5 separate regions of the Homo sapiens genome follow, and regions 1, 2, 3 and 4 are each linked to region 5. A link is a loop called in an ENCODE intact Hi-C map of the cell type or tissue named here. Cell type or tissue: mammary epithelial cell. All regions are shown on one strand. Links, peaks and the distances in the headings refer to the core of each region. The heading gives the core; the rest is flanking DNA.

Evidence for each region. Hi-C counts contacts between places; a loop is a spot of excess contacts. Peaks named below come from ENCODE experiments on the same cell type or tissue, not always from the same donor. Only the 100,000 strongest peaks of a DNase experiment are listed, where the experiment ranks them.
Region 1: a loop joins it to region 5, with 9 times the contacts of the local background. A loop is called at or near these places in 9 of 110 quality-filtered maps.
Region 2: a loop joins it to region 5, with 6 times the contacts of the local background. A loop is called at or near these places in 17 of 110 quality-filtered maps.
Region 3: a loop joins it to region 5, with 14 times the contacts of the local background. A loop is called at or near these places in 5 of 110 quality-filtered maps.
Region 4: a loop joins it to region 5, with 10 times the contacts of the local background. A loop is called at or near these places in 14 of 110 quality-filtered maps.

The regions. Positions count from the first base shown.
Region 1 is chr19:14,193,466-14,199,733 of GRCh38, reverse strand. The region is part of intron 1 of ADGRL1 (adhesion G protein-coupled receptor L1); the gene reads left to right. Among named protein-coding and RNA genes, the nearest start is that of ADGRL1, 9.6 kb to the left of the region's middle. In mammary epithelial cell, for the core only: a CTCF peak has its summit at 3,512 (motif pointing left); no DNase peak of the experiment used is centred there.
Region 2 is chr19:13,595,760-13,600,888 of GRCh38, reverse strand. No RefSeq gene overlaps it. Among named protein-coding and RNA genes, the nearest start is that of CACNA1A, 92 kb to the right of the region's middle. RefSeq lists an enhancer at 2,900-3,194. In mammary epithelial cell, for the core only: a CTCF peak has its summit at 3,058 (motif pointing left); no DNase peak of the experiment used is centred there.
Region 3 is chr19:14,404,270-14,409,174 of GRCh38, reverse strand. It overlaps ADGRE5 (adhesion G protein-coupled receptor E5), which reads right to left. Exons shown (of 20, transcript NM_078481.4): 13 at 4,613-4,792; 14 at 3,236-3,427; 15 at 2,618-2,844; 16 at 2,409-2,475; 17 at 2,215-2,306; 18 at 1,946-2,114; 19 at 1,166-1,267; 20 at 452-1,083. The coding sequence ends at 1,054. It overlaps DDX39A (DExD-box helicase 39A), which reads left to right. Exons shown (of 11, transcript NM_005804.4): 10 at 1-138; 11 at 223-377. The coding sequence ends at 239. Among named protein-coding and RNA genes, the nearest start is that of DDX39A, 13 kb to the left of the region's middle. RefSeq lists enhancers at 1,149-1,378, 2,761-3,390, 3,524-3,818, 3,391-4,020 and a silencer at 2,727-3,246. In mammary epithelial cell, for the core only: a CTCF peak has its summit at 2,822 (motif pointing right); a DNase peak (open chromatin) is centred at 2,984; H3K4me3 peaks cover 578 bases.
Region 4 is chr19:14,111,355-14,117,329 of GRCh38, reverse strand. All of the region lies in intron 1 of PRKACA (protein kinase cAMP-activated catalytic subunit alpha), which reads left to right. It overlaps SMIM46 (small integral membrane protein 46), which reads left to right and starts at 4,854. Exons shown (of 1, transcript NM_001414411.1): 1 at 4,854-5,006. The coding sequence starts at 4,854. The coding sequence ends at 5,006. RefSeq lists an enhancer at 3,712-4,399. In mammary epithelial cell, for the core only: CTCF peaks have their summits at 2,341 (motif pointing right) and 3,091 (motif pointing left); no DNase peak of the experiment used is centred there; H3K4me3 peaks cover 902 bases.
Region 5 is chr19:13,877,745-13,884,012 of GRCh38, reverse strand. It overlaps NANOS3 (nanos C2HC-type zinc finger 3), which reads right to left. Exons shown (of 2, transcript NM_001098622.3): 1 at 6,248-6,268; 2 at 3,256-3,571. The coding sequence ends at 3,510. It overlaps BRME1 (break repair meiotic recombinase recruitment factor 1), which reads left to right. Exons shown (of 9, transcript NM_001345843.2): 8 at 613-705; 9 at 1,061-1,665. The coding sequence ends at 1,211. Among named protein-coding and RNA genes, the nearest start is that of NANOS3, 3.7 kb to the right of the region's middle. RefSeq lists enhancers at 244-1,089, 1,915-2,064, 2,655-2,744, 3,868-4,017. In mammary epithelial cell, for the core only: a CTCF peak has its summit at 3,725 (motif pointing left); a DNase peak (open chromatin) is centred at 3,682; H3K4me3 peaks cover 267 bases; H3K27ac peaks cover 660 bases.

The sequences.
Region 1 (6,268 bases), core at 1,268-5,267, 320 kb before region 5:
AAATAAAATTGCAACAGCCGGGCACAGTAGCTCGTGCCTGTAATCCCAGCACTTTGGGAGGATGAGGCGGGAGGATCGCTTGAGTTTGAGACCAGCCTGGGAAACATAACGAGGCCCCCATTTCTACAAAAAAATTAAAAATTAGCTGGGCACGGTGGCACACGCCCTGTGGTCCCAGCTACTTGGGAGGCTGAGGCAGGAGGATCCCTTGAGCTCAGAGGCTGTGGTGAGCTATGATCCCACCACTGCACTCCAACCTGGGCAACAGAGTAAGACCCTGTCTCTAAAAATACGATTAAAAAAAAAAACACACACACTCCCAAACCCACACACACTCATAGCCACTTTTCCTGGCTTTATCTTCTTTCACAACACTGGTACGCTATAGAATCGACTTTTTTGTACCCAGCCCCTCAGTGTCTGGCACATAGAAGATGCTCCAAAAAAGATGTGTGGAATTGCCGAAAATTATTTCTAACCCCCACAGCCACCCTGGGAGGCTCTCGTTCCCCAGCTCCCCCGTGGAGAGACAGAATTGAGAGGAGTGACGTGGGTGTCCTGTCGTGCTGACATGACGGCGCACAGCCTGGATTTGAACCTGCAACTTAAGGGCGCTATGCCGGAGGCCTCTTCTCTCCTGCCCTGCTAGGCACCATGCCCCTGTCTCCTGGTCTTACCCTGCCCCTTACCTGCCAGCATCTGATGAGGCAGGGGGATCCCGCCTCTGTGCCCTCTGCTCGGGCCCTAGCTTCTAGAACTCTTTTCAGCTCTGCTCTGCTGAGCTCAGAGTGCAAAGGTTGGGGCTGGACAGTGAACACTTTGGAGTGGAAACAGACCACAGGCCACTGTGGTGTGGACGTGCCATGATGGTGAGCGCAACAGAGTTGCAAGTCAGGGAAGGCTTCCCGGAGGAGGGGGCTTCCCAGCTGCAACCTGGAGGGGGAGGAGGGGTATGGTGGAGGGGAAGGAGCATCTGTGAGAGAGAGGGGCTGCCCTGAGGTCAGACAGAAGATGGTGGCTCAAAGGGGAGGAAGGAGAAATGTTTCACAACTGCATGTGGAGAGAAGCTGGAGGCTGCTGGCTGGACTTGTGACTGTGGGGCTGCCAGGGCCTGTGGCAGGGGTGGGGGTAGAGGTAGGGGGTTTGCGTCAGGATCCAGATGGCAGGGTGAGAATGTTTAGCATGAGCTCCCTCTAGCTGCTACGTGGGAGAGAGCCATAGTTGGCAGGAAGGGAGGCCAGGAGGCCAGAAGGGAGGCCAGGAGGCAACCAGCAAGGTGGGGGCCAGAAGCAGCCAGTGCTTGGTGGAAGCTTCAGGTTTCTGGCTTTGACAGCCCTGTGGACAAAAGGCAAGGGACAGGTGGGGTAGAGAGTACCCTCCACTCCCAGCAACCCTCCCCACACACAGTCTGATCTCCACCTCTGCGGCCAGAGGACACCTGTGAACACCCGAGCCAGATCCCATCCCTCTGTTCAGGATTCCCGATGGCTCCCACCTCTCTAGAAAGCCAAAGTCCTCCCTGAGGTCCACAAGGCCCTGTATGGCCTCTGTGACCCCCCTCCCCAGCCGCCCTCACCTCCTTCCACTCTTCCCCTTGCTTGCAGGGCCCCAGCCACATCTCAGCACATTCCTACCCCAGGACCTTTGCACGTGCTGTTTCCTCTGCCCAGAATGCTCTTTGCACAGGTACCTAGATGGCTCACCTCCTCAAGACCTCTGCCGAAATGTCACTTTTTAGGGGAGGCATTTCCTGGCCACCCTGTCTACAGTTGCACCTACATGTATACCCCCTGTCAAGCACACCTTCCTCCATTGCACTTGTGACCAGTTGGGAACTCGGTAAACATCCACTGAATAGATGATCTGCTTTTTGGGTCTATTTCATCTTCATTCATTAAACAAATGAATAAGCATCCACTCCTTGCCCAGGGTTGGGTATGCAACAAGAGCCAGCCCAACCCACAATGGTACTTTCCCGTCAGAGTCCCTCGATGGTGGGGAAGACAGACATTTAACAGCTGAGCCCAAGTCCAGTTAGGGGAGCAAAACACAGAGACCCTGTGTGCTGTGAGAGTGGATATGAGAGATACGAATGCTGTCCTCTGGGCAGAGCCCTTTGGAGGGAGAGCAGAATAAGGAACTGTGTGTGAGAGAGAGACAGACGCTGAGTAGAAGTGATGGGAAGGTGGCAGGACAGCAGGGCCTGAGATGCCATGTTAGAGCATCACAGGCAATAGGGAGCCATGGAGGGTTGTAGGCAGGGAGGGGTGTAATTGGATTTCCATTTTGCAAAGATCGTTCTGACCTCAGGGTAGAGACTGGATGGGACGGGGTGGCAGATAGATGGGGAGATGAGGGAGAAGGTGTTGGGGGCGGGGGCAGGGAATTTTTTGAACGACCCCTACCCCTCTGCAGTCCAGTGCTGCTTGGTGGCCGGGGTGACCTTTATTTTATTTTATTTAGAGACGGAGTCTTGTTTTGTCACCCAGGCTGGAGTGCAGTGGCATGATCATAGCTCACTGCAGCCTTGACTTTTTGGGCTTGAATGACCCTGCTGCCTCAGCCTCCCGAGTAGCCAGGACCACAGGTGTGTGCCACCATGCCTGGCTAATTTTTAAATTTTTGTAGAGACAGGATCTCACTGTGTTGCCCAGGCTGGTCTCAAACTCCTGGACACAAGCAATTCTGCATTGGTCTCCCAAAGTGCTAGGATTACAGGCATGAGCCACTGTGCCCAGCTCCAGGGTGACCTTTAAAAGGTTCTTCGTTGAACAATTATATTTCAGCTTCCTGCTTGTGCCAGGCGCTGTGCTGAGTGTAGTATGCAAACCCCACCCTGCAGAGCCAGCATCTAGTAGCAGAGAGTTCATAAGCAAATAAAATGCATGGCGTGCTGGTGATAGGTATGGAGAAATCAAGTCAGGACATGGTGTAGGAGTGTGGGGGCCAGCAGGACCTTGCTGAACTAGTGATGTTTGAGGAAAGACCAAAAGGAAGATGCAGGAGGAGCTGTGAGGGGATCTGGGGAAGAGAGAAACAGCCCGTGAAGAGGCCCTAAGGCAGAACAGTGCCTGGTGTTTCACATTGTACAGGGCTTGTTTGTTTTTTGTTTTTGAGATGGGGTCTTGCTCTGTTGCCCAAGCTAGAGTGCAGTGGCATAATCTCAGCTCACTGCAACCTCCACCACCCGGGCTCAAGAGATCCTCCCACCTAAGCCTCCCGAGGAGCTGGGATCACAGGCGTGTGCCACTATGCCTGGCTAACTTTTTGTATTTTTGGCAGAGACAAGGTTTCACTATGTTCCCCAGGCTGGTCTGGAACTTCTGAGCCCAAGCAATCAGCCCTCTTCAGCCTCCTGAAGTGCTGGGATTACAGGTGTGCGCCGCCACATCCGGCCCAGTGCAGAGCCTTTGTATGATACAGACTTTGGCTTTTGGTCGAGTGAGGTGGGAGCCACGGAGGGTTCTGAGCAGAGGAGGGAAGCGGCTGACTTAGATGCTCACACGCGCCCTCTGGTGGCCCTGGGGGAAACATACTGTAGACAGTTTCATTTTGCAAAGATTGTTCTCGCCTCGAGGTAGAGATTGGATGGGACAGGGGTGGCAGATAGATAGGGAGACGAGGTGTAGACAGTGAGGTGGGGAAGTGGGGTCCAGCCAGGAGATGATGGGGCTGGACCAGAGAAGCTGAGGAGTGGCGAGAGGTGAGTGGACTCTGAAGGAGTAGCCACAGGACCTGACGGGGCTGGATGTGATGTGAGGGGAGAGGGATCCAGGATGACTGTCCGGTTCCTGAGCCCCTGGAGGGACTGGGCTGCCATCCACTGAGCTGGAGGATGGGGCAGGGACTGGAGATGCTGTGAGAACCCTGCCCTGCCCGAGGATCATGTACCTGGGCCCTCTCTGGGCACGTGCTCTGTCTCTGCGAGGTAGGTCTGTTAGTCCCTGAGCAGCAATGGGGAAATAGGTTCAGAGAGGCCAAGTGCTTGCTCTGAAGCTACACAGCAGATTGAAATTCAGGGGCTTCAACTCTCAGCTGATCCTTCATAGTCACCCCAGGGCCTGCGGCTTCCTTATGGACCTGCCGGATGCCTGAGGGCTTCCTGAAGGAGGCGGGCTCATGGGCGGCTGGGTTTGGGGAGTGGGCAGGAGGCAGGAGATGCAGCCAGAGGGCTGTGTGTGGAGGGGCCGGCTGCTGCCAGGAAGGGAGGAGACCATGAAGGGGGCCCAGATCCCAGATCCCCACCTTGGTTCCCCCACCCCCCACCCAAGGCACTCAGACTCCCACCCACTCGAGCACGCAGAGGGTTGCCATGGCAACTGCAGGCTAGGGCAGGCTAGAGGCGCCCCCTCTCCCCCAGCAGCCGCTTCTCCTCCTGTTGCTCTCCCCATCCCCATCACAGGGCACCCGAGGACAGAGTCTGGGCCTCAGTGGCCCACCCTGCCGCACCGACCCTTGACTTGAGACAGACGCAGGGCTTAGATGCGAACATACAGGCAGGTGTGCAGCCCCGTTTCCCATGGGTGAGATAGGGTCGCCTATGGCTGGGTGCAATGGATTCCTGGGTACACCTGTAATCCCAGCACTTTGGGAGGCTGAGGCGGGAGGATCGCTTGAGCCCAGGAATTCAAGACCAGCCTGGGCAACATGGTGAAACCTCATCTCTACAAAAAACACAAAAATTAGCCGGGCATGGTTTTGTGTGCCTGTAGTCCCAGCTACTCGGGAGGCTGAGCTGGGAGGATCACTTGAGCCTGGGAGGATGAGGCTGCAGTGAGCTGAGAGTGCACCATTGCACTCCAGCCTGGGCGACACAGCAAGATCCTGCTGTCTCAAAGGAAAAAAAAAAAAAAGAGAAGAAAGAAGGAAAGAAAAAAGAAAGACAAATAAGGTGACCAGAGACTACTGAGGTGCAAGGTGGGGACGGACACAGGTGTGGGCTCACCTGGCTTCCCAGGTGTAGAACGTCCAGGCGTGACCAGCTCTGAGGTTGCATAGACACTCAAATACAGTGTGGGCCCGGGGGTGGGGGCTCTTCTGGCCCCCCAGGATCCCCCCACAGCTCACCAAGCCCAACCTGGGGAGCCAGCCCTCCCTGGGTTCAAGCCCCCTTACCAGTTGAGTGTCCCTGGGTATATCTCTTCAATGACAGGACCTCACTTTCCTCCTCTGTAAACTGTGGGTACAAGCATCTCTCCTTCCTAAATGGTTATTAGGATTACATGAGTTACACGTGGAAGCTGCTCGGGCTGGCACTTGGAGCTGTCCGTCACTGTCCCAGGCATCTCAGGTGGTTCCTTGCTGGAGAGCCCAGCTAGATGCTCACCCTGTCGTTTGCTGTTTCCTGTAAATGGTTTCTTTAAAGTTCTGTGGCTCAGGCCCTTGCCCCCATCTCTGCCTCCCTCCTCACTCTCTTTGTGTCCTGACTCCCTATATGAATTTCCTAGGCTCCCACAACAAATTACCACAGACGGGACAGCTTTAGCAACAGAGACTTTATTGGTTTTTTTGTTTATGTTTCAGAGATGAGGTCTTGCTCTATTGCCCAGGCTGAAGTGTACTGGTGCGATCACAGGTCACTGCAGCCTCAGCCTCCCGAGCAGCTGGGACTACAGGTGCATCCCATCATGCCCAGCTACTTTTTTATATTTGTTTGTAGAGCTGGGGTCTCACTGTGTTGCCCAGGCTGGTCTCAAACTCCTGGGCTCAAGCAATTCTCCCGCCTTGGCCTCCCAAAGTGCTGGGATTACAGGCGTGAGCCACTGCAGCCAACAACAGAATTGTGTCGCCTCCCAGCTCTGGAGGTTGGAAGTCCAAGATCAAGGTGTTGTCAGGGTTGGTTCCTTCTGGGAGCCTTCAGGCAGAATCCGTTGCAGGCCTGTCTCCTGGCTTCTTTTGGTCATTAACTGGCAATCTTCCCTGGCTTCTAGAAGCATCACTCTGATCTCTGCCTTCATGGTCACATGGTCTTCTGTGCATGTCTGTGTCCAGGTTTCTCCTTTGTATAAGGGCGTCAGTTGTTGGATTAGGACCCACACTAATGACCTCATTTTAACTTGATTATCTCTGTAAGGACTCCAGATGTTCCCAACACAGTCACATTTGAGTTATCAGGAGTTGGGACTTCAACATATCTTTTGTATTTTTGACATGGGGTCCCACTCTCTTGCCCAGGCTAGAATGCAATGGTGCAATCAGAGCTCACTGCAGCCTCAACCTCCTGGGCTCAAGCAACCCTCCCCCTTCAGCCTTCCCAGTAGCTGGGACT
Region 2 (5,129 bases), core at 1,130-5,129, 280 kb after region 5:
AAAAAACAGAGAACCTGGTGAGAAGCAGTGTGGCTGGACAGGTGGCCACTCACATGTGGATTTATTTATTTATTTATTTATTTTTTGGAGACAGAGTCTCACTGTCACCCAGGCTGGAGTGCAGTGGTGGGACCTCGGCTCACTGCAACCTCTGCCTCCTGGGTTCAAGCGATTCTCCTGCCTCAGCCTCCTGAGCAGCTGGGATTACAGGCATGTGGATTACAGGCATGGGCCATCATGCTCGGCTAAATTTTTGTATTTTTAGTAGAGACAGGGCTTCACCATGTTGGCCAGGCTGGTCTCGAACCCCTCACCTCAGGTGATCTGGCTACCTCTGCCTCCCAAAGTGCTAGGATTACCTGGGGGAGCCACTGCACCCAGCCTTCCACGTGCGTTTAAAACTGCCTCTTGAACTCACCCTTTCAGCTTTCCAGAGCTCACAGGACCAAGGGACTGAGGGAGAGCCAACCCCCAGGCCCATGGTGGCTCATTTTGCAGAAGGAGACATAGAGATGCTGAGAAATCCAGCATCCCGCCCTCTGTGGCCGGCACCTGGGAGGTGGAGCGAGTGCCCGCGGCACAGCCTCATAGTGTTTTGCTCCATGGGGCACATATGTTGCCGGGCAGCTCCTAAGAACTGGCTTTCTGGGCCCTGAGTTGCCAAGGAACTACTAAATCCCGGCCAGCCTGGGCTGGGGTGTATTTTGACTTTCTGCGAAGGAGGGTGGGGCGGCCTCTCCTTGTCTTCTGAGTTCCCTTCTCCTTGCCCTCTGTGAGCTCTGTCTGCCTCTCCCTCACACTGGCCCTCTCTGTCTCCTCTTTCTTCTTCTAGTTTCCCCCTCACTGTGCTGGAGGGAGAAGACCCTGGGATTTCTGAGCGAGGCCCGTGGATGTTGAAGTCTTCCTGGGTCCCCGACTCCATGCTCTCGCGCCCCAGTTACTATGACGCCCTGCACAACCGCAGCTCGGGGCACGCCCAGCGCCCTGCAGGACACTCGGCCTCCCCGGCTCAGCATCTGCTTCGAGGGCCCCCCTCTGAGGCGGCGGGGCGGCGTGGTGGATCACCGAGATGTCATCTTGGCCCACCAGGCCCACAAAATCCACAGCACCCCCCAGGCCAGGAGGAAAGAATGGGAGTGAGTATGCCTGGGTGGTGGTGATCGGGGGGCGGTGCGGCTGTACCGGGGATCCCTTGGGGGTTAGGATGTTTTTGGCGAGCTTTTTCGGGGAGCAAATTCATGCAGCTGGAACATATTGATAAGGCTGTGCTGGCTTCTGAAATCTCAAAATCCTTCCCTGCTAACTGATCAATACTGGTTGCCTTATGCCCCCCGGACACCCCCATCCGGCTCTGTGAATCCCTGAGCTGCCCCAGGCTGAGGCAACAGAGATTAACCATGGATGGGGCAGCCAGGACCAGGCTCCCAGGATTGTGAGTGTCCACTCTGATGGGTTGGCAAATCTTTCTTTCTTTCTTTCTGGTTTTTTTTTTTGTTTTTTTTTTTTGAGACTGAATCTTGCTCTGTCACCCAGGCTGGAGTGCAGTGGCCCAATCTCGGCTCACTGCAAAGTCCGCCTCCTGGGTTCAAGAGATTCTTCTGCCTCAGCCTCCCAAGTAGCTGGGACCACAGGCACACGCCACTATGCCTGGCTAATTTTTGTATTTTTAGTAGAGACGGGGTTTCATCATATTGGTCAGGCTGGTCTCAAACTCCTGACCTCAAATGATCCACCCGCCTTGGCCTCCCAAAGTGCTAGAATTACAGGCGTGAGCCACTGCGCTCAGCCAGCAAATATTTCTGTTGAGATGGCTGAGAAATGCTGCTTTCTGGGGAAAAACGTGGGAATCCCATTTCTACTTCCAGTGTTGAGTTGAAATCTGCGGGTTTCAGGGCTGAAGACAGAAGTGTGTGAAGGCAGAGAGGGACCTAGATAGGGCTGGGAGTACGTGGTGGCTTCAGTTGAGTCTGGTTCTGGGTCCCCCTTTCTCTTTGTCAGTGACCCCAAAAGTGGGTCTTCTGGTGGGAGACACTGGGGGTGGAACTGGCTCTGTCATGTAGTTGCTGCTGGGCAATGTTGGATGAATGGCTTTCCTGAGCTGGGGTCTTGGCTGTTCGAGGGTTGAAGGTGGTTTGTGTGAAGGTTCAGTCTCAGGCCGGCCCCTACGCATCCTTTTCCACACAGTGGGGGAGCTACTGGGTTTTTTCTTTCCTTCCTCCCTCCTTCCCTCCCTCCCTCCCTCCCTCCCTTCCTTCCTTCCCTCCCTCCCTCCCTCCCTTCCTTCCTTCCTCTTTCTTTCCCTCCCTCTCTCCTTTCCCTCTTTTCTTTCATTTCCTTTTAAGACAGTGTCTCTCTTCTCTCTCTCCTCCTTCCTTCCTTTTTTCCTTCTTTCCTTTCTTCCTTCCTTCCTTTCCTTCCTTCCTTCCTTTTTGACAGGGTCTCTCCTTCCTTCCTTTTCTTTTTTCCTTCCTTCCTTCTTTTCTTTTTTCCTTCCTTCCTTCCTCTCTCTTTCTTTCTTTCTTTTTATTTCTTTCTCTTTTCTTTCTTTCCTTTTGAGACAGGGTCCCTTCCCTTCCCTTCCCTCTCTTCTTTTCTCTTTCCCTTTCCCCTTCCCCTTTACTTTCCTTTTCCTCAAAAGTTTTTTTTTTTTTTTGGCAAAGGCACAGGCCTAGGGTGGATTCCTGAGCAGACATCAGGAGTGTGGGATGAGAATATAAATATTATTTTGATTGGAGCTGAGGCTGATATGGATACTAATCAATTTAGGGGACCCCAAAATTTACTCTCTTACCCTCTTGATGCTCCCGACCTGACCCTGTGGGAAGCACCCTTCACCAGACACCCACCCTGGCCCCATTTTTCCATTTGCAGGAGAGGAAGTGGGGTTATAAATGCCATTTGAGTTGGGAGGGTGCTGGTGAGGGAGTGTGTAAATACAGGGTGCAATGCAAACTGTTTTATTAAAATGAGCCTTTGCTCATTTTGAATCAAAGAACTTCAGGATGGGGCCAGGGTGGTGCAAGCTTGGCCCCGAGGTGGTTTCCTGAGGTTAGTCTGACATCTACTGGCGTGTTTGAGCATCATTTAGGAAGGCATGTTGTGACTTCCCCACCACCTGCCACAAAACTGGGTTCCTCTTAACCTCCCCTCCATCCACTCATCTGTCCACTCACCCACCCACCACCCACCCATTTAAACTTCTAATTGTGCATGCATCCATCCATCCATCCGTCCATCACCCATCCATCTTTCTACCCATCAATCCATTCATCCACCTCCCTGTTCTTTCTCCCATCCATCCATTTTCCAGCCATCCAACCAACTTCCCATTCACCCACCTGTCCACACATCTATCCATCCACCCAACCCACCCACCCACTCACCCATTCTTCCATTCACCCATTCATCCATCCATTCTTCCATCCATTCTTCCATTCATTCTTCCGTCCATCCACCCACCTATCATCTTATATACCAATCTGTCCATCCACCCATCCATCATTCCATAAATAACCAGGAAAAGCACCTATTCCCTTTAACGTCTGCCTTGGTTTCTAGAACCCATAAAAGTTTCTTTAATTTATTTTCATTTTTACAAATTTTAATTAATTAATTAATTTTGGAGGCAGGGTCTTGCTCTGTCACCCAGGCTGGAGTGCAGTGGCCCTATCACGGCTCACTGCAACCTCTGCCTCCTGGGTTCAAACGATCCTCCCACCTCAGCCTTGCAAGTAGCTGGGACTACAGGTGCATGACACCATGCCCAGCTAATTAAAAACAATTTTTTTTGGTAAAGATGGGATCTTGCTATGTTGCTCAGGTTGGTCTCGAACTCGTGGGCTCAAGCGACCCTCTTGCCTTGGCCTCCCAAATTGCTGGGATTACAGGCATGAGTCACCATGCCTGGCCCAAAGCGTCCTTATAGCCATGATCTCCAAACTTCTGAACTCCTACCCCAGCCAGCAAAACAATTTTTGAGCACACTCATAGCTGAAATGCGTAGCCACGGCCCATGCATTTTTAGTTATATATAATTTATAAAAATATTTTGCTAAATGTGTTATATGCACTGTAAAATACACATAAAAATAAAAACGTGAAAAGGATGAGACATCAACAAGATATATATATTTCCAAATGGCTTAATAGTTTGATTTAATAGTACAACACGCTTCTACCCTTATGTTTTAGAAGTTTGCCTTCGCTTTTTGAATACCGTGCTCTGTGAGAGCTTTTTATTCTGAAGATGTTCCAATACACTAAAAGTAGGAAAAAGAGGTCAGTGAGACTTTCGTATCCATTAAAATTTAATAATTATCAGGATTGTGCCAGACTCACATCATAAATCCATATCCTCTTTCTGAGATGTTTAAAAGTAAATCCCTGACCTTATGTGATTTTTGCAAACTTCAGACTACATCTCTAAAGCACACAGACACATCTTAATCACATCACACTGACAATATTAATCATGATTTTTATATCTAATTTCTGGTCCACATTCAGATTTCCTTGCTCATCTTTTTACAGTTGAGTTTTTTGAATCAAGAAGGCTTGTGTGTTGCATTTCATCGTTTCTCTCTCTTTTTATTGTGGTAAAATACACACAACGTAAAATTGACCATTTTAACCATTTTTAAGCATACAGTTCAGTGGCATTAAGTAGATTCGCATTGTTGTGCAACCGTCACCACCATCCATCTCCAGAACGTTTTGTTTGTTTTGAGACAGAGTCTCGCTCTGTCTTCCAGGCTGGAGTGCAGTGGCATGATCTTGGCTCACTGCAACCTCCATCTCACGGATTCAAGGGATTCTCCTGCCTCAGCCTCCCGAGTAGCTGGGATTATAGGCGCCTGCTACCACGCCCAGCTAATTTTTGTATTTTTAGTAGAGATGGGATTTGGCCATGTTGGACAGGCTGGTATCGAACTCCTGACCTCAAGTGGTCAGCCCCGCTCAGCTCCCAAAGTGCCAAGATTACAGGCATGAGCCACCATGCCCGGCTGATCTCCAGAACTTTTTCATCACTCCAAACTGAAACTCTGTCTCCATGAAACACTCACTCCCCAGCCCCTGGCACCCATCATTCCACTTTCTGTCTCATGAATCTGATGACTCTGGGGACCTCA
Region 3 (4,905 bases), core at 906-4,905, 530 kb before region 5:
CGGGTCGCTTTGGCACCAAAGGCCTAGCCATCACTTTTGTGTCTGACGAGAATGATGCCAAAATCCTCAATGACGTCCAGGACCGGTTTGAAGTTAATGTGGCAGAACTTCCAGAGGAAATCGACATCTCCACATACAGTAAGTGCCTTGGGCAGGGCCAGGGGTCTGGGGCAGAGGGTTCCTCCCCCGGCCCTTCAGTTCACTGCATCTCATGTCTTACAGTCGAGCAGAGCCGGTAACCACCACGTGCCAGAGCCGCCCACCCGGAGCCGCCCGCATGCAGCTTCACCTCCCCTTTCCAGGCGCCACTGTTGAGAAGCTAGAGATTGTATGAGAATAAACTTGTTATTATGGAAGCCTGGCTCCCACCCCATCTATTTCTTGGTCATCTTGGCCTTTCACGGACACCCTGGGCCCGGCCTCTGAATCACCACCAGCAGGCAAGGCCATCTTCTGTATGCATGTGTTTAATTTTAAGTGTCAACACTGAAAAATTTTAACAGATAAAAACACATTACACAACGTCTACAACCTTCACAACAGTGAGAACCTCCTGCCCGGCCAGGCAGGGCAGGCCTCTGTACCGTGAGCCTCAGGCAGTGGCCCCAAGGGGCCTCGCCATGGGGCCTCTGACATCAGTCTTAGCTTAAGAGGGAAGCTGAGCCCCAGCGCCTAGTCTCTTCAGTTCTGCAGCAAAGACATGAGAGGAAAAGTCCAGGATGGGACAAGCGCCCTTAGTCTGTCCCGAGTACTGGCCACAGGTGCCAGGGCAACATGCTGCATTGCAGCCCTGGGCCAGCCCCTGTCCCCACCCTGGGTCACAAGGTGGAGCAGAGAGGCAGCCAGCAGCAGGACCAGTGGCTCCGACTCCACCCCACTGGGTGTCCTGGACTTTGGTGCCAGACTATAGCTGCCACTCCCTCCTGGTGGCACACGGGATCAGGGAGGGAGGGTGGAGGGAGTAGAGTGGTGGACGAAGGGAGGATGGATGGTCTTCGTGTACAAAGCTGCTGTGGCCACAGGAGCTGCTGGGCCGTCCAGAACCATGCGCCTTCATATGCCGGACTCTGATGCCCTGAGGGCCTGGAGAGGAGAGCCCAGAGGCCTGAGCCCCGCTAGCCCTGGTGCCTTCCTGCCCACACCCGCCCCAGGCGCAGCCCCTTACCCGGGTCTGATTGTGGCCAGTGCCAGACGTGGTGGAGGTGAATTCTGAGTACTTGCTCCCCCCAGCAACTAGGCAGGCCCACTTCCGGTATTCTTCCCGAACCTGCCGGCCCAGACACCAAGTCAGGGCAGGAGCAGGCCCTGGGACCATGCACGCTCCTCCCCATGCTCTGCCCTCAGCCCCACCTTCTTGGTGTTTTTGTGTTTGTCTTTTTTTTGAGATCGGGTCCCCCTGTCACCCAGGCTGGAGTGTAGTGGCACCATCATAGCTTACTGCAACCTTGAACTCCTGGGCCCAAGTGATCCTCTTGCCCCAGCCTCCTGAGAAGCTGAGATGGGTATTCAGCACACCCGGCTTTTTTTTTTTTTTTTGGAGACAAGTCTCACTGTCACCCAGGCTGGAGTGCAATGGTGCCATCTTGGCCCACTGCACTCCTGGTTCAAATGATTCTCCTGCCTCAGCCTCCCAAGTAGCTGGGACTACAGGCGTGTGCCACCATGCCTGGCTAATTTTTGTATTTTTAGTAGAGACAGGGTTTCACCATGTTGGCCAGGCTGGTCTTGAATTACTGACCTCAGGTGATCTGCCCACCTCGGCCTCCCAAACTGTTGGGATTACAGGCGCCTCACCCTGGCTATCTTTGAATTTTTTTGTAAAGACAGCATCTGGTTATGTTGCCCAGGCTGGTCTCCAACTTCTGGGCTCAAGCAATCCTCCCACCTCAGCCTCCCAAATAGGTGGGAGGATGACAGGCGTGCGCCACTGTGCCCAGGCCCCCACCTTCTTGTTGAGCAGGCAGTGCAGCAGGTAGAGGAAGGCGCCCTGCAGGCAGTTGAGGATGGTAAACACATAGGTCAGCACCAAGCTCCGATCGTCGAAGATGAACAGGCCAAAGACCCAGGTGCAGCCCAACAGGAAGAGCTGCGCGATGGCCGTGATGGTCAGCGCCCTGCGAGGAGCGGGGTTGCAGCGTGGGCCCCCACCTCACCTCCAGCTTCATGCCCCTCACCCCGGCCCCGCCTCCAAGTCCTTCCAGCCTCTCCTCTCACCTCGCCTTCTTTAATTTCTTCATGTCTGGATTGATTTCAGAAAACTTCTGAGTGAGCTTCCAGACGGTAGTCACGAAAATGACAGCATTGCACTGGGCAGGGAGCAGATTGTGGGTTAGAGGGCGAGAGCGATGGTCCAGCCGGGCCTGGGCCTGTGGCGCTCGGGCTTCGGTGGAGGGAGAGTGGGTACTTACCAAAATGATGAAGGTCACAGGTCCCAAGAAGCTCCAGAGGAAGCCCTGCTCAAAGTCCAACCAGCAGCTAGGAGGGAAGGGAGGGGTCCCATCAGTGCCCCAGGAAGCCAGGAGCGGAACGGAGGGCGGCCGGACATTGTGTGTGGCACTGCCTGTGAGCCCCAGGCCCAGCACCCCGCCTTCCTCCTGCCCCATCTCGCTGCACTCACTATCTGGGGCGGCCGTAGCCCTTGCTGTAGATGGCAGCCGAGACGCCCACGATGAGCAGGGGCACGCCATAGCCGATCAGGCAGAGCCAGCGCGTACTCAGGCCCTGGCCTTGGAACACGCGCACCACAAGAAAGTAGAGCTCCAGGCCTTCGAGGCTCATCCAGCAGAAGGCGGCCAGGAAACAGTAGTGCAGCAGCCCGGCCACCAGGCGGCAGCGCAGCCCCACCTGCGGGGCGGGGACGGAGGGGCGGAGCGACGTCAGCGCGGGGAGGGGCATGCGGCGCCAGAGCCAGTCGCCTGCCAGGTCCCGAGAGTGGGCGGGACCACAGCCGGAGGGTGGGCGGGTCTGGAGCGGGGGCCAGGTTTCCCCCCAGGGCCCACCCCCAACAACGCTCAGAAGCGAGCGGGCACTCGGGGTGTGGCCAGGCAGCTCCAAAGCCAGCGCCCTTTAAAGAGACAACCCGACCCCCCGGTGGGCGGGGCCAGATCCCGGACAGGGGCGGGGCCTCATGCCTCCAGGGCCCGCCTACCCGACTGAGCCCCGGGAGTGGGCGGGGCTAACCCCTCCCAGGCCTCCCTGACCCCAGAGCTCAGGAGGGAGCGGGGCGGGACCTCACCTGGCCGCCTTCGTTCTCGATGCCGGCCAGGAAGATGGTGGAGCCCACGAAGAGGCAGATGCAGAGGTGCAGGTGTATGGTGGTGCGCGAGCCCTGGATGGGCCGCACCAGCAGGAAAGTGAGGATGCACAGCAGCAGGCAGAAGAGTGACAGCGCCAGTCCCACCCTGGTGATCAGGGTCAGCTTCCAGTCCTAGGAGTGGCACCGGGTGCTCAGGGTTCCTTCAGGGCATGAGGCCTTCCTGCCCTCTTTGTGGTCCCTTTTCCCCCCCACACTTTGACGGGCCCACCTCTCTGACCTCCTCCCTTGTCCCTCCTAGATCTGGCCACACTTACCAGCTGGAAGGGGAGTCTAGGGATTTCACATTTTTGTGCTTGCTGGGCCTTTGGCCTGGACCACAGGCGCCCCCCTTCTCTGCCTGGTTAATTGCAGTTTTCGACAAGGCCCAGCTTAACGATGGATCCTACTGAAGTCACGTACAGAAAGTGGTGCTCCAGGCTGGGTGTGGTGGCTCATGCCTCTAATCCTAGCACTTTGAGAGGCTGAGGGGGGGCAGATCACCTGAGGTCAGGAGTTCGAGACCAGCCTGCCCAACATAGTGAAACCCCGCCTCTACTAAAAATACAAAAATTAGCGGTGCATGGTGGCATGCACCTGTAATCCCAGCTACTTGGGAGGCTGAGGCAGGAGAATCGCTTGAATCCGGAGGCGGGGGTTGCAGTGAGCCAAGATCACACTACTGCACTCCAGCCTAAGCGATAGAGCAAGACTCTGTCCAAAAGAAAAAAAAAAAGAGGCCGGGTGCGGTGGCTGACACCTGTAAGCCCAGCACTTCGGGAGGCCGAGGTGGGTGGATCACCTGAGGTCAGGAGTTTGAGACTAGCCTGGGCAACATGGTGAAACCCTGTCTCTACTAAAAATACCAAAAATTACTCAGGCATGGTGGTGCACGCCTGTAATCTCGGCTACTCGGGAGGCTAAGGCAGGAGAATCCCTTGAACCTCACTAGCTGAGATTGTGCCACCATACTCCAACCTGGGCGACAGAGACTCCGTCTCAAAAAAAAAAAAAAACGGGCAAGTGGTGCCCCCTTGGAATGCTCTCCATGGGGAGCTTTTAGTTGACATCTCACAACTGGTACGGGATGGACAGGCAGAGGAGCGGAGCTAGTGGCTGCACCCAGTGTATAGTTGCTGGGTTGTAGAGAAGAGGCCAAAGGAAGAGGCTGCGAAGGGTGTGACGTGGGGACACCTGGGCTGTGCAACCATGCAGATATATCTGAGCAACCAGTAGGGCTCCATGGAGAACTAGCTGCCTGTCTGGTTGCAGCTGGACCTCATTACCTGTGGGCACTTGAGGATGCCTCCAGCTACTTACCTCCACGTCATAATGAGCCATAAGGATCGCAAAGCTGCTCAGGTGGCTGCATTGGCAGGTGGTGCTGCCGTTCTTGCTGCCCAGCACCTGGCAGCCCTCGGTGGCCCAGTGCCCTCCCCTGTCGCTGTCACTCTTCCAGAAGGCACAGAGCAGCTCCTGCCGTGGCCCAGGCATCACGTCCTGTGGGCAGATGGGGGTGGTCAGAAAGGTTGGCCTGGAGCTCACTCTTAGGTCCTGGGCTTGGGCTGAGTCTAAGAGGGCTGCTTTTTACTAGATGAGTATTGACCGAGCGC
Region 4 (5,975 bases), core at 1-4,000, 240 kb before region 5:
TGTAGGGGTCCCCTTCCCCTAGGGCCGCCCCATGCTGCAAAGACCGTGCTCCCCCCCAGCTGTCACTGCCAACCATGGCACGTATGACCGCTGGGGCCCCACATGGGCCCCTGTCACCAGCCTACCCCCTCCTTTCCTGGCCCCTCTTCCCAGATTCTAATCCCCCCACTTCCTCACTCACCTCTCTCACCTATGGGATCCTCTGCCTGACCCCGACCCAGGTTTCTACCAGTTTGGGAATGCGATGAGGTCTGTCTGCCTCCACCGCGCAGGGACCTTGGCCACTTGCTGACCACACCCCTCCCCCCTCCAGCCCCCGCCATCTTTCTCCTGCCCTTTCCCTCTTCACCTTAGCACAGCCCCCCCTTCCAAACCCATCCTGCCCCCTGAACATTTCCCAGAGCCACCTCCAGCATTATTTTTTTCTTCTGTGTCACTTGGCATGGGGGACAGGATCTTTCTGGGTCCCTCTGCCTCTCTCATCCTGTCACTCTGTCATTCTGCTGCTCTGCTTGTGCTCCGTCCTCCAAGCAAGCGTCTGTCCCTGGCTGGGGTAGCAGACTGTTTATGAACGTAGAGAATTGCTTCAGTGCTTCCAAAGCCAAGTTTGAGCTGGTCTTGTTGGGATTCATTGCATCCTCTTTCCTGCGTTGGGGTAAGGGGGTGGTGGCAGAGCCCCCTCTCATTTCCTGTCTTGCAGTGAGCTCTAGGCTCCATGGAGGGCCCCTCAATAAATGGTCGTTTCACAACTGAGGCTCCGTCATTCACCCAGTCCCTGGGGCTTCTTCCACCACTCCTGGCTTGGGATGAAAAGTGTCTGGGTTTAGCGAGGTTCATTCGGTTCTAACTGAGATGGTCAGAAAGAGCACTGGGGAGGAGGAGGCAGTCAAAGAGAGTAATGGGTGACGTCTAGTGATTTGCTTTGACGTCTAGTGATTCTGATCATTCCCAGGGCTCAGCCAGAGAGAGACCTGTTTCACCCACTTGCCCACACATTAGGTTGGTCTTTTCCAGCCAGCCAGAGAAAGAGATTCTCTATCTGGAAATACCATCAGAAATGGTCTTGAACCCCATTCCCAATTTTTACAGCTCTTAAATTGTTGTCACTCCAGTCTGAAAGCTGGAAGGCAGCTGGGATCCCCTGTCCACTTACCCAGAAATAGTCGGAACTATTGGTCGAAAAGGAAGGCCAGTTTTTGGTCTCAAACCCCAGCATCTGAGTTTCCTGAATGCCCCCTCCCAGAAAGGTATGAAAGCCAGGGAACTTTATTCCCATACGGATTCAAATAGCAGAACTCAGAGTCACAGAGCGATCATGAAGAGGCCTGACATGTCACCAATGGGTGGGGGCTGGGGAGGGAAATGCCTGTAGCTGAGTGCCTGATGACAGAGGAGCAGGTGGGTAGTGTCCAAAAAAGGTCTGGGCATGAGCTTGGAGGGGACTTGGCCGGGGGGGGAGGAGTCAGGCCCCCAGCAGGTGAGGCCAGCTGGGAGGTGGAAGGTAGAGGCAGGCAGCTATATATTGCGGTAGCTCAGTTGAAAGTTGGGGAGATGACAGTCCTGGAAAACCTTCAAGGCTATCAGACACATGTGGTGGGGGGTGGAAAGCCACACAAGAAAAAGGATCCCAAGAAAAAGATCAGAGGCTCTGGAAGGAACCACTGATTCTCTCAGAGCACAGGTCAGACACCCAGGAATGAATGATCATGGTAAAATAGAGCTACTATTTATTGGGCATCTAGGCTGTGCCACAGGCTAAATGGCCAGGCGGATAGAGATACCTACTCTGGTGACTTTCATAACGGGCTGTTATCCAAATTTTCCAAAGGAGCCCTCTGGTAGAAATGACATCCATGACATAGATGATGTCACAGAGGCAGGATTCACATCCAGATCCATCTACCAGCAAACTTCTTGGACCCCAGAATTCCCCGACTTTGACATTTTTCAGCAGCCTCCCAGATTTTTACTCTATCATATTTTCTTAATTTAAAATAATAAAAGTTTTACTCACTTGTGTTCAGATGTAAACTTGGAGCTCATTCTAAACAATAATATAAATGAAATCATGGGATTGCCATGCCAGTTATATTTTCTCTGATACGCATTAAATACAGTGTAACTAGATAAATGAAACATCCCGAAAATCATGTCATGTTCTGCCAATGGGACTATGTCACACGTTGAGAAACGCCCGAAGCTGTACTTCCTCCCAGAGGCTCCCAGAGAAGGAAATAAGATGAGGAAGGAAGTCCCTCTTTGCTTTGAGGCGCTCTGATTCTGAGAGGATGGAGTTAGACAAAATTTGCCCTCTTAGAAGGGTGGGGCAGGGGCAGGGGCAGTAGCCAGGCCAGCCTGCAGGGGGCACCTGGATTTCATCTGCCAGACGCCGGCCCGACTGGGGTCAGGAAAATGCCCAGGCCTTGGGAGGCACCAGTTAAGCATCCTGCAGTCCCCTGTGGTACCATCTCTGTGCCAGGGCAGGACAGAGTCCGCCTCCTCCCAAGAGGCCAGGGATCCAGAATGAACCCTGGAGTGGAGTTGGGGGAATCTACACCCAAAGATGGCAAAGCCATTGGGAGAGCTGAGAGGGCCAAGAAAAAAGACTAAGGCCCAGGCTCTGGCCAAGTTGGAAGAATGGAGAGGGAGCAGCGGCCCCAGGGGGCAGGCGCCCAGGTCAGACAGCCAAGTGGGGCTCAGGTCGTGGCTGGCACTGGCTGAAGATACCCCTGGGAGCTGGCCCACAGGGGAAGGGGCAGAGCTAGTAAAAGGGAGCCCCCGATCCCCAGGACACAAGCAGATCCTGGCAAAGAGAGAAAAGCACCCCCCAAGAAGACCCTAGATGGGAAGAACTAGTGCCGTGTAACATCCTATGGATGCCTAAGACGGCCAAACACCTTCTGTGCCTTGGCAGTTGTATGGGTGCCCAAGAGGTCTTATCAAGGCAGCTCTCCCCTTAGCGCAACCGCGTCTACAGAAACTCGGAGGGCCCTATCTGTCCCTCCTCCACACCCAGTGGCCTCTGGGTTGGGTTTCTCTTCCTGCTCCCACCCCACGGCTCCCTAGCTCCCCCTGCAGGCAGGGTTCTGGGGACAGACAGCCGAACAGACACGGCAGGTCTCATGAGCCTTCCCAGCCACCGTAGTGCCGGTGCCCTGAGAACAGGACTGAGTGATGGCTTCCAACTCCAGCGATGGTGAGGCTGAGTCCTGTTACTATAGCAACTTCCTAGGCACACTCTGCCCCTTAAGTCAGGGAGGGGCTGCAGCGGGGTCTGGGGCACAGGCGAAGAGAAGAAGGATGTGAACCCCTGGCTGGCCCTGGAAACGCCTCCTGTACAGCCCCGGGCTGTGCGGCCTGGGGAAGAGAGAGGGGATCGGTGGCCCAGTTCAGACAAGGGAGGATGGTCCACCCGGCAGGGGGCCAGCTCAGAGAGGGGTGGTGGAGTGGTCCATCCCAGTGTTGGGGTTCAGCTCAGACTGTAGGATGAGCCATCCCAGTGTTGGGGTCCAGCTCAGAATGGGGGTCGTTCCAGCCAGTGTTGGGGTCCAGCTCAGAGTTGTGTCATTTAGGTAAGCCCAGAGCAGGGAATCCAGGCTCCACTGGAGGAATCAGCCAGCCTCGAGTAGGGGGCCCAGCCCAGGCTGGGCATTCCTGCCCCAGAATTCCCAGGACAGCCAGATTTCAAAAGGGCAGAAGGTCTGAGATTGTTGTCCGGAGGAAGGGGGTTCTGTGGCTGGGCTCCTTCCGAGAGAGACCCCAAGCCCCTTGCCCAAATTGATATTCTGCTGTTGCAATTCCCCATTCCCAGGGCGAGTTTCTAGATTTCTGCTTTCTGCTGTGGTCCTGGCTTTTCAAGGGGTGTCAAGGAGTTTTCCCTATGAACCCAAATGGAATCTGGACCAGAGTGAGAGCTGGCACCCCCCGTGTGGGAGATGTGGGCAGGGCGGCAGGCTGTACAGGCCAGCAGCTGGCTGGGTTACCATCCTCTGCCACTTCCTGTTGCTAGCAGGGGTCCTGGATGCCGGGCACACTCAAAGAGGCTGCCACTGACCCTCTGCTTCTTTTGGGATCTGGAAAGAAGGAGGAAGATGGTCAAGGCTGCCTCCCCCTCCCCCACCCCTGGGTTTAGCCGCTCGTTTCCGGTTTGGACTTTCATGGCCGAGAGTAGAGCCAAGCACAGGGCAAGGTTTGAGAGAGGCCAAGGACATCCCGGGATGCCTTTCCCCTCTCCACCCCCGCATAGGAGCAAAACAAAAGAGTCAGATATACCCATTTTCTCTCTCAGGATAGCAGGATTTGGGGGTTCCACATTGAAAGGGAGTTCAGGGGAGGAGGCAGGGTGGCTCTTGTCGCCCCCCGCCCCAAGCCTTTCTCTCCAGCTGTTCTTTCAGCGAATTAAGGGAGCTCTGGGGCCTCTTTAGCCCCTAAGGAGTCTCTGGCTGTTGCCTGATCCTGAACCTTAACTCTTTCCCCTCTGCCCAGTGGGCACTGCTCTGGGCACATCAGGCGCTGTCCTCTGCACAGTCCAGTGCCCACTGAGGAAGGCAGGGCCTGGCGTCCTGGGAGCAGTGAAGTCCGTGGAAAGGGAAGTTAGTTTTATCGCCCCGCCCTGGGGCACGCAGGCCAGCCAGAGGGACACCCTCGGGAGAATCTTCCCATTGCCTCCTGCCAAGGGAGCCCTCTGCAAACCTTGGCTAGCTTGGAGCAGGTACCTTTAAAAGCTTCTGTGGCAACCAGCTCCTCCTCCCTGGTCCCCTGAGGCCATCCCAAGGAAGCTGACTTAGAGGCTCTGCGTTTTCCTGGTTTCTCAGCAAAAGGAAGATTCCAGGGAGAGCCCAAGGGGGCTGGGGATGGATCTGGGATCAGGCAGCAGCCAGGGTGGGGACTTGGAGACCACCTTCCAGCTGTGGCTGCAGCTGCTCCTCTGGGCCCACCTGGCTGTACGTTTCCTGGGCTACCTGCACCGCACCTTCCGGGGGCCTAAGCCACAGCCAGCACCCTGAGCCTCCCTGGCCAGGGGGCAGAAGGCCGCCAGATCACCCCATCCCACCCACCCTTTATTCTACCCTTTCCTGGAAGAGACAGGAAGCAGAGGTGAGTGTGGGGCCTCTTGATTGAGGTTACCTGCCCCTCCCCCCCATCATCCCTCTCTCTGCCTGCTCCTCCTGGCACTGGCCTCCCCCATGCCCCATCCCCAAATCTGACAAGCTAACAGGGCTAGTGGCACCAGAGGGGACAGAGCCTGGGCGCTCTGGTCCTTTGAGAGGCCAGAGAAGGGCCATGCTAACAGCAAGGCACCCTGTGGAGCGACTCTGTGGGGCACCAGCGGACAGCCAGGGGCTGGGAGCTCAGCGAGTCGGGGAGGTGCAGGATTCAGCAATTCTTTCCTTTTTGCTAAGAGCAAAGGGAAAACGGACCAGACCTTTTGGATTCCCTTCAAGCCTGGCACCTCTCTGCCTTCTTGTGTGGGTGAAGGTAGAATCCCAAGAGGGCACCCTCCACCCTCCCCACCCACTGCTGAATTCTGTGTGGATTATTTGGAGGTTTCCAAGGAAGATGTTTTCTGTCACAAAGGTTCTATGACTGAAGCCAGGCACAGTGGCTCATGCCCGTAATCCCAGCACTTTGGGAGACTAAGGTGGGGGAATCCATTGAGGCCAGAAGTTGGAGACCAGCCTGGGCAACATAGCAAGACCCCATCTCAAAACAAAATAAAACACTCAAACAAAGGTTCTGCTAGTGAAAGTGTTGGATTTGGTGTGACCCCCAGGCTCAGGCCCCTGGGCTAGTTGGTGGCCCAGCCAGGCACCCATCTAGGACTCCTGGCCATTCATTGCCTATCCCCTCTCCGCCTGGTCATTTATTGTGGGGCCTTCTTGGCCACGGTCTCTCTCCATCTGCCATCTACCACTTTCTTTTTTTTTTTTTTGAGACAGAGTTTCACTCTTGTTGTCCAGGCTGGAGTGCAATGG
Region 5 (6,268 bases), core at 1,988-5,987:
AGAGTTGAATGCTACTGGGGGATTCGGGGTGTGGGGACATGAGAGACAGCAGATTAGATAGTCAGATGGCAGAGTGTTGGGGAAAAAAAGGCAGCGGAGAAGGGGTTAAAATGTAAGGAGGAATCAGGGAAGCCACCACCAGGAGGAGACATTTGGGAAAGAACATTCCAGAATCCTGAGAGGTGCTCAAGGAATGGCCAGGAGTCTAGTGTGGCTAGAGCCGAGGGGAGGGGAGAAGCGGGGGATGAGGGGAGGGCACGGGGCAGGCAGGTGGTGCACAGCTGCGGGAGGAGAGGGCTTGCCTCTGAGCTAGGTTTCCAAGTTCACAGCCCCCAGTGCCTGTGGGGGACAAGCCACAGGGGCAGGAGATAGGGAGGCGGTGGCAGCAGCGTCCTGAGAGGGCAGGGCAGGTAGGGGAGAAGCGGTTGGGTTCTGGGCCTGCTGGGCAGTGGAGCCAGCTGGGTTGGCCATCAGGGTTCTGTCGTGAACAGAGGAGGACAGGCTGGACACCTGGAAAAGATGGCGCGAGGCCCTGCGGAAGCCCCTCCCACTGGAGAGCTCTGGTAGTCCAGTGAGGTCGGGCCACTCTCAATTTCCTTCCCTGCTGGCCAGGACCTTCGTGGGGATCCAGGCCTCTGAGGCCTCCAGGATGGAGGATGCCACCAACGTCGTGCGTGGCCTCATCGTTGAGCTCTCCAACCTGAAGTACGGGGTGGGCTTGGACTCACGGCACAGGGTCTGCGGGAGGCCAGTGGGGACTCAGAGGAGCAGGGAGGGACTGAAGTGTGAAGCCCCTAGGTGGGCAGCGAGGGTCAGGCACCTCACTGCTGCTGGGTCCTCACCGTGGCCCCCCTCCCCCGTCCTTTGCAGAACACAGGCTCTGAAGAAAGGCTGCAACAGGCCCAGCCTGTGCTACAACAGGCCCTTTCTGGTTATGTGCACGTGTGTGAGCCGTGTGTGTGCACCTGAGTCATTGGTGACCATGTGGCTGTGAGGCGCGGCCCCCTCTGTCACCTGGTGACCACTGAGCCCCACACGCATGCCTGTGTTTCCCCCACAGCCGGCTGATCATGGGCACCCACCGGGACCTGGAAGCTTTCAAGCGCCTTAACTACCGGAAGACAAAGCTGGGAGGCAAAGCCCCCCTGCCTTACCCTTCCAAGGGGCCTGGGAATATCCCTCGAGGGGACCCACCCTGGAGGGAGTTGTAGGCCACTTTGAGGTCTGTGTTTCCTTTGCCACCCAGCCCCCATGTCCGCAGACCTCCTCCAAGATGCTCCAGGGGGTCCTAGTGGACCCTACAAACCTCCCTTCAGTTGCCCGGAAGTTGGTCTTCCATGGACAACACAAAGGAGGCCGTGAGGTCCTGGCCTCACCTGGCCAGGGTCAAGGTCATTTGCCACCCTTGGCTTCAGGGAGGGAAACTGTGTCTCCCACAGCCCCAGTGACTTCAAGCGGGCCTGGGCTCCAGGAAGCTGGCCACCTCTGAGCAGGGCCCATCCTGTCCGGATTTGCAAATTTTAGGGTCCTGAGCCAAGTATGGATGGTTCAGAATTTGTTTCTTTCCTGGAGGAGAAGAGAGCTCCCTTTGTTTTCTTTCTCCCCATTTCCATTTTATTTCTTCTGGGAAGACCCATAATAAATGATTCTGTAGAGGCCCCGTGACCTGCTGTTTGGGGCTGAGGCTTCAGTTCCTTCACCTTCCGCCCACAAACCTCTCTACCCACTTCCTCCTCCTCGCCCTCTACGAGTTTTATGCCTCAGCTTCCCTGGGAAAGCAAGGGGGGGGCGAATCTCCAGGGGTGGGTGACTGTGTGCCCACATCTGTGTGCAGGCTCTTGAGCATACACGCGGGTCGAAGCCTAAGAGACGCCCTGGGCGATCATCCAGCTGCAGGGTGAGTCCTGCGCTCCGGTGGCTTGGCCCATCCTCCAGGACAAGCTGCCTGTGGGCCCCAGACAGGAAGGAGGCCATCCCAGGAGGTTATGGATGCAAACATGGCTGAAGTCGTGGCATTTCTCATCCCACGCAAGCCTCTCGAGCCAGATGACAGTCCTGTTAGCAACCACAGGGGCTGCTGTCATCCCCAGTTTACAGAAAACAATGCCTCTGTGAAATCTGTCACTGAAAGGCTGACTGGACCTTCGACATCATGAAGCACTCTGTGACTCCTGCACCCCAGCTCCCATGGCTCAGGCGGGGTCCTCCTCCCACCCTGCAGCCTTACACCCTGGAGACCTGATGCAGGAGGGGAGGAAAGAGCAGGGTGGGTTCACACCCAGGTGAGCCCCCTGTCCACCAGGACATGCCCTGGTGTAAGCCCAGTTCCCCGGGTCTCCAGCCCCAGCGGCTCTGCCCTAGGAAACTGTAACTCCATTCCCAGACCCTGGGAGCCGCTGGGATCCTTCTGTTTTCTTTCTCCTCCTCCCCACTTCCCCCTCCACGACCCAGCTGTCTGCAAGAGCCCACCCCCATCCCCAGGGCCTCCGGTTCCAATTTAAGTCTTTTAAGTCGGAAAGCCAAGGGCAGAGGGGACAGCAAAGAGCTCGATTCCTGCTCCCCGCTGCCAGACCACAGGCCTCAGGGCTGGTTTGTGGGACGGGGGCGGGGTAGGAATGTGGACTGCACAGTGGGCGCACTGGCTTCCTGAGCACTGCCACCTGTTGCCCCAACAGGACAAGATCTGGAGGTGGAGGAGGCAGGCAGGGGTGTGGGGATTCCCCCACATGCATTTCCCCCCCGCCCTGCCAGAACAGCCCCATCCTTCTGCTCCTGCCCAAGCCCACCCAGGACATGGTCCCATTCCCTGCCCCCTAAATGTCCCTCCCTTGCTCTAAACTGCCTGGCTTGTCACTGGGGCATCCATGGTGACATAAACATTCACCTTCCTTAGTGATGAGGATGTCGGGGGGGGGGGCTCTGTCTAGTTGTGTGTCAATTTCTTCCTCAAATGAAGCCCCCACCTCCAGTACGGAGCTGGGGGTGGGATGGGAGGAGTCCACCCATCTTGCATGTCAGTGCAGGGGGTGGCTGAAAGACCAAATGTCCACAGAAAGGGTCTCATGATGTCGATCTGGCTTTGAGGTGCCATGAACCCCCCCAGCTACCCCAAGGCACCCACTTGTGTTTCTCTGCACAAAGCAGCTCACCCCAGCACCCCAGGGTGCCGAAACTCAAAGAAGGAGAAGGGGAGATCTAGGTACAGGACTCCCAGCAAGGTTCACACTACACCTTGTCCCAAGACCAGGGCTTGTCTGTTGTTGATCCATTCATAAGCATTTATTGAGGGCTGACTGGATGCCCAGCACTAGGGAAACGGCAGATGGCACAAAGGGTGGGGTCCCCAAGGACAGGGCGATTTCAGCTCTTCCCTTGCCAACCCCGGGTCATCCCCAGGGCTCAATCCCAGGCTGGGGGGAGGGTCTGGGAGTGGGGGCAGTCGTCATAGGGTGGGTCTTCCTGGAAATCCAGCCGAGCCCGGGTGCCCTTGCCCAGGTGTAGGCAGCCTCCTAGGTGGACATGGAGGGAGAGCAGGAGGGCGAAGGCTCAGACTTCCCGGCACCTCTGAAACCTAGTGGAGGGGGAGGGAGAGAAATGCTTAATCACAGGCGATGACTCAACGCTCCCCAAGTTGCCCACGGACTCGGCCTCCGGGCCTGCTGGACCTCTGGCGCCACCCAGGGGCTGCTCCGGAGACAGCGACCCCGTGACGTCTCTGGCTCCGCCGGGCGGCCCCGCTGGGACCCAGAGCCCGAGACAAAGCACAGGAGTTCCGATTCTGCGACTGTGGTGCCCTCTCGTGGCCGCCGTGCTCTGGGGTCCCCGGATCTGTTACTCCCAAAAGTTGTTCATCAGAAAGGCTGGCCGCAGGACACCATCTTCCCTATGTCCTTTTGGCCTCCAGCGTCTCCCAGTGAGACAGCATCAAACCTCACAGGAAACACTATCTTCTCCTGGAGGCAGTCTTTCATGCTTTCTTTTTTTTGTGAGACGGAGTCTCACTCTGTCGCCCAGGCTGGAGTGCAGTGACGTGACCTCAGCTCACTGCGACCTCCACCTCCCGGGTTCTAGCGATTCTCCTGTCTCAGCCCCCCGAGTAGCAGGGATTACAGGCGCATGCCACCATGCCCAGTTAATTTTTTGTATTTTCAGTAGAGACGGGGTTTCACCATGTTGGCCAGGCTGGTCTTGAATTCCTGACCTCAGGTGATCCACCTGCCTCAGCTTCCCCAAGTACTGGGATTACAGGCATGAGCCACCATGACCAGTGCTTTTTTTTTTTTTTAAGACGAGGTCTTGCTGTGTTGCCCAGGCTGCAGTGCAGTGGCACCATCTCAGCTCACTGCAGCCTCTGTCCCCTGGACCCAAGCGATCCTCCCTCGTCAGCCTCCCAAGTAGCTGGGACTACAGGCACACACTACCATGCCCAGCTAATTTTTTGTAGACACTGGGTTTCACCATGTTGCCCTGGCTGGTCTCAAACTCTTGGGCTCAAGCGATCCTCCTGCCTTGGCCTCCCAAAGTATTGGGATTACAGGTGTAAGCCATCACACCTGACCCTTTCATGACTTTAAGAAATGTTCACTGCAAAGCTGCCTGAGAGTAGTTGGGAGGGGTCGTCCTCTCCCAGTCACTATCCTCCAGGAGCTCACAGTCTGCTGGGGGAGGCAGTGCCCAAACACACCTAGTTAGACTGGCCCCTCCTCTGTTAGCTGACTTCCTCAAAGGCAATTTAAGTTGCTAGAACGAGTTTCTCTTTTAAAACCTCACTGGGGGCCAGGCATGGTGGCTCAAGCCTGTAATATCAGCACTTCGGGAGGCTAAGGCGGGTGGATCTCGAGGTCAGGAGTTCAAGACTCAGCCTGGCCAAGATGGTGAAATCCCGTCTGTACTAAAAATACAAAAATTAGCCGTGCGTGGTGGTGGGTGCCTGTAATCCCAGCTACTCGGGAGGCTGAGGTAAGAGAATCGCTTGAACCCGGGAGACAGGTTGCAGTGAGCCAAGATCGCGCCACTGCACTCTAGCCTGGGTGACAGAGCAAGACTCCATCTCAGAAAAATAATCAAATAAAAGAAAGAAAGAAAGAAAACCTCACTGGGGCCAGGCGTGGTGGCTCACGCCTATAATCCTAGCATTTTGGGATGCCTAGGCAGGAGGATCACCTAAGCCGTGTTTGAGACCGGCCTGGGAAACATAGTAAGACCCTGTTTCTATGGGAGGAAAAAAAAAACACACCAGGAATGGTGGTGCACGCCTGTAATTCCAGCTACTCGGGAGGCTGAGGCAGGAGAATCGCTTGAACCCAGGAGGCAGAGGTTGCAGTGAGCCAAGATCGCACCACTGAACTCCATCCAGCCTGGGTGGATAGAGCGAGACTCTATCTCAAAAAAAAAAATTAAAAAAAAAAAGGAAGAAAAATAAATTGATAAATAAATAAAATAAAAGTCTTCTTTCTGCATCTATAATAACCCTGCGGGCCAGATGTGGTGGCTGATGCCTGTAATCCCAGCACTTTGGGAGGCTGAGGAGGGTGGATCACGAGGTTGGGAGTTCGAGACCAGCCTGGCCAACATGGTGAAACCCCATCTCTACTAAAAATACAAAAATTAGCTGGCCATGGTGGCAGGCGCCTGTAATCTCAGCTTCTCAGGAGGCTGAGGCAGAAGAATCGCTTGAACCCGGAAGGCAGAGGTTGCAGTGAGCCAAGATCATGCCACTGCACTCCAGCCTGGGTGACAGAAAGAGACTCTGTCTCAAGATAAATAAATAAATACATAAACAAACTGGCTCGGTGCGGTGCTCACGCCTGTAATCTCAGCAGTTTGGGAGGCCGAGGTGGGCGGATCACGAGATCAGGAGTTTTGAGACCAGCCTGGCCAACATGGTGAAACCCCATCTCTACTAAAAATACAAAATTTAGCCGGGCATGGTGGCAATTAGCCGGGTGTGGTGGCGCGCGCCTATAATCCCAGCTACCCAGGAAGCTGGGGCAGGAGAATCGCTTGAATCCAGGAGGTGGAGGTTGCAGTGAGCCGAGATGGCGCCACTGCACTCCAGCCTGAGCAACAGAAAGAGACCTGTCTCAAGATAAATAAATAAATACGTAAATAAAATCAACTGCTGTTCTAAGCTCTCTCTAAGGTCTTCCCCTAACCCTTGGAGGTGGGTACTGGGGCTAATCTTACTTCACAGGGGGGCTCAGCCACTACCCTCGGACAGGTCCCCCCCAGCCACCTGTGCAGGCACCTGCTCCTCCTCCTCCTCCTC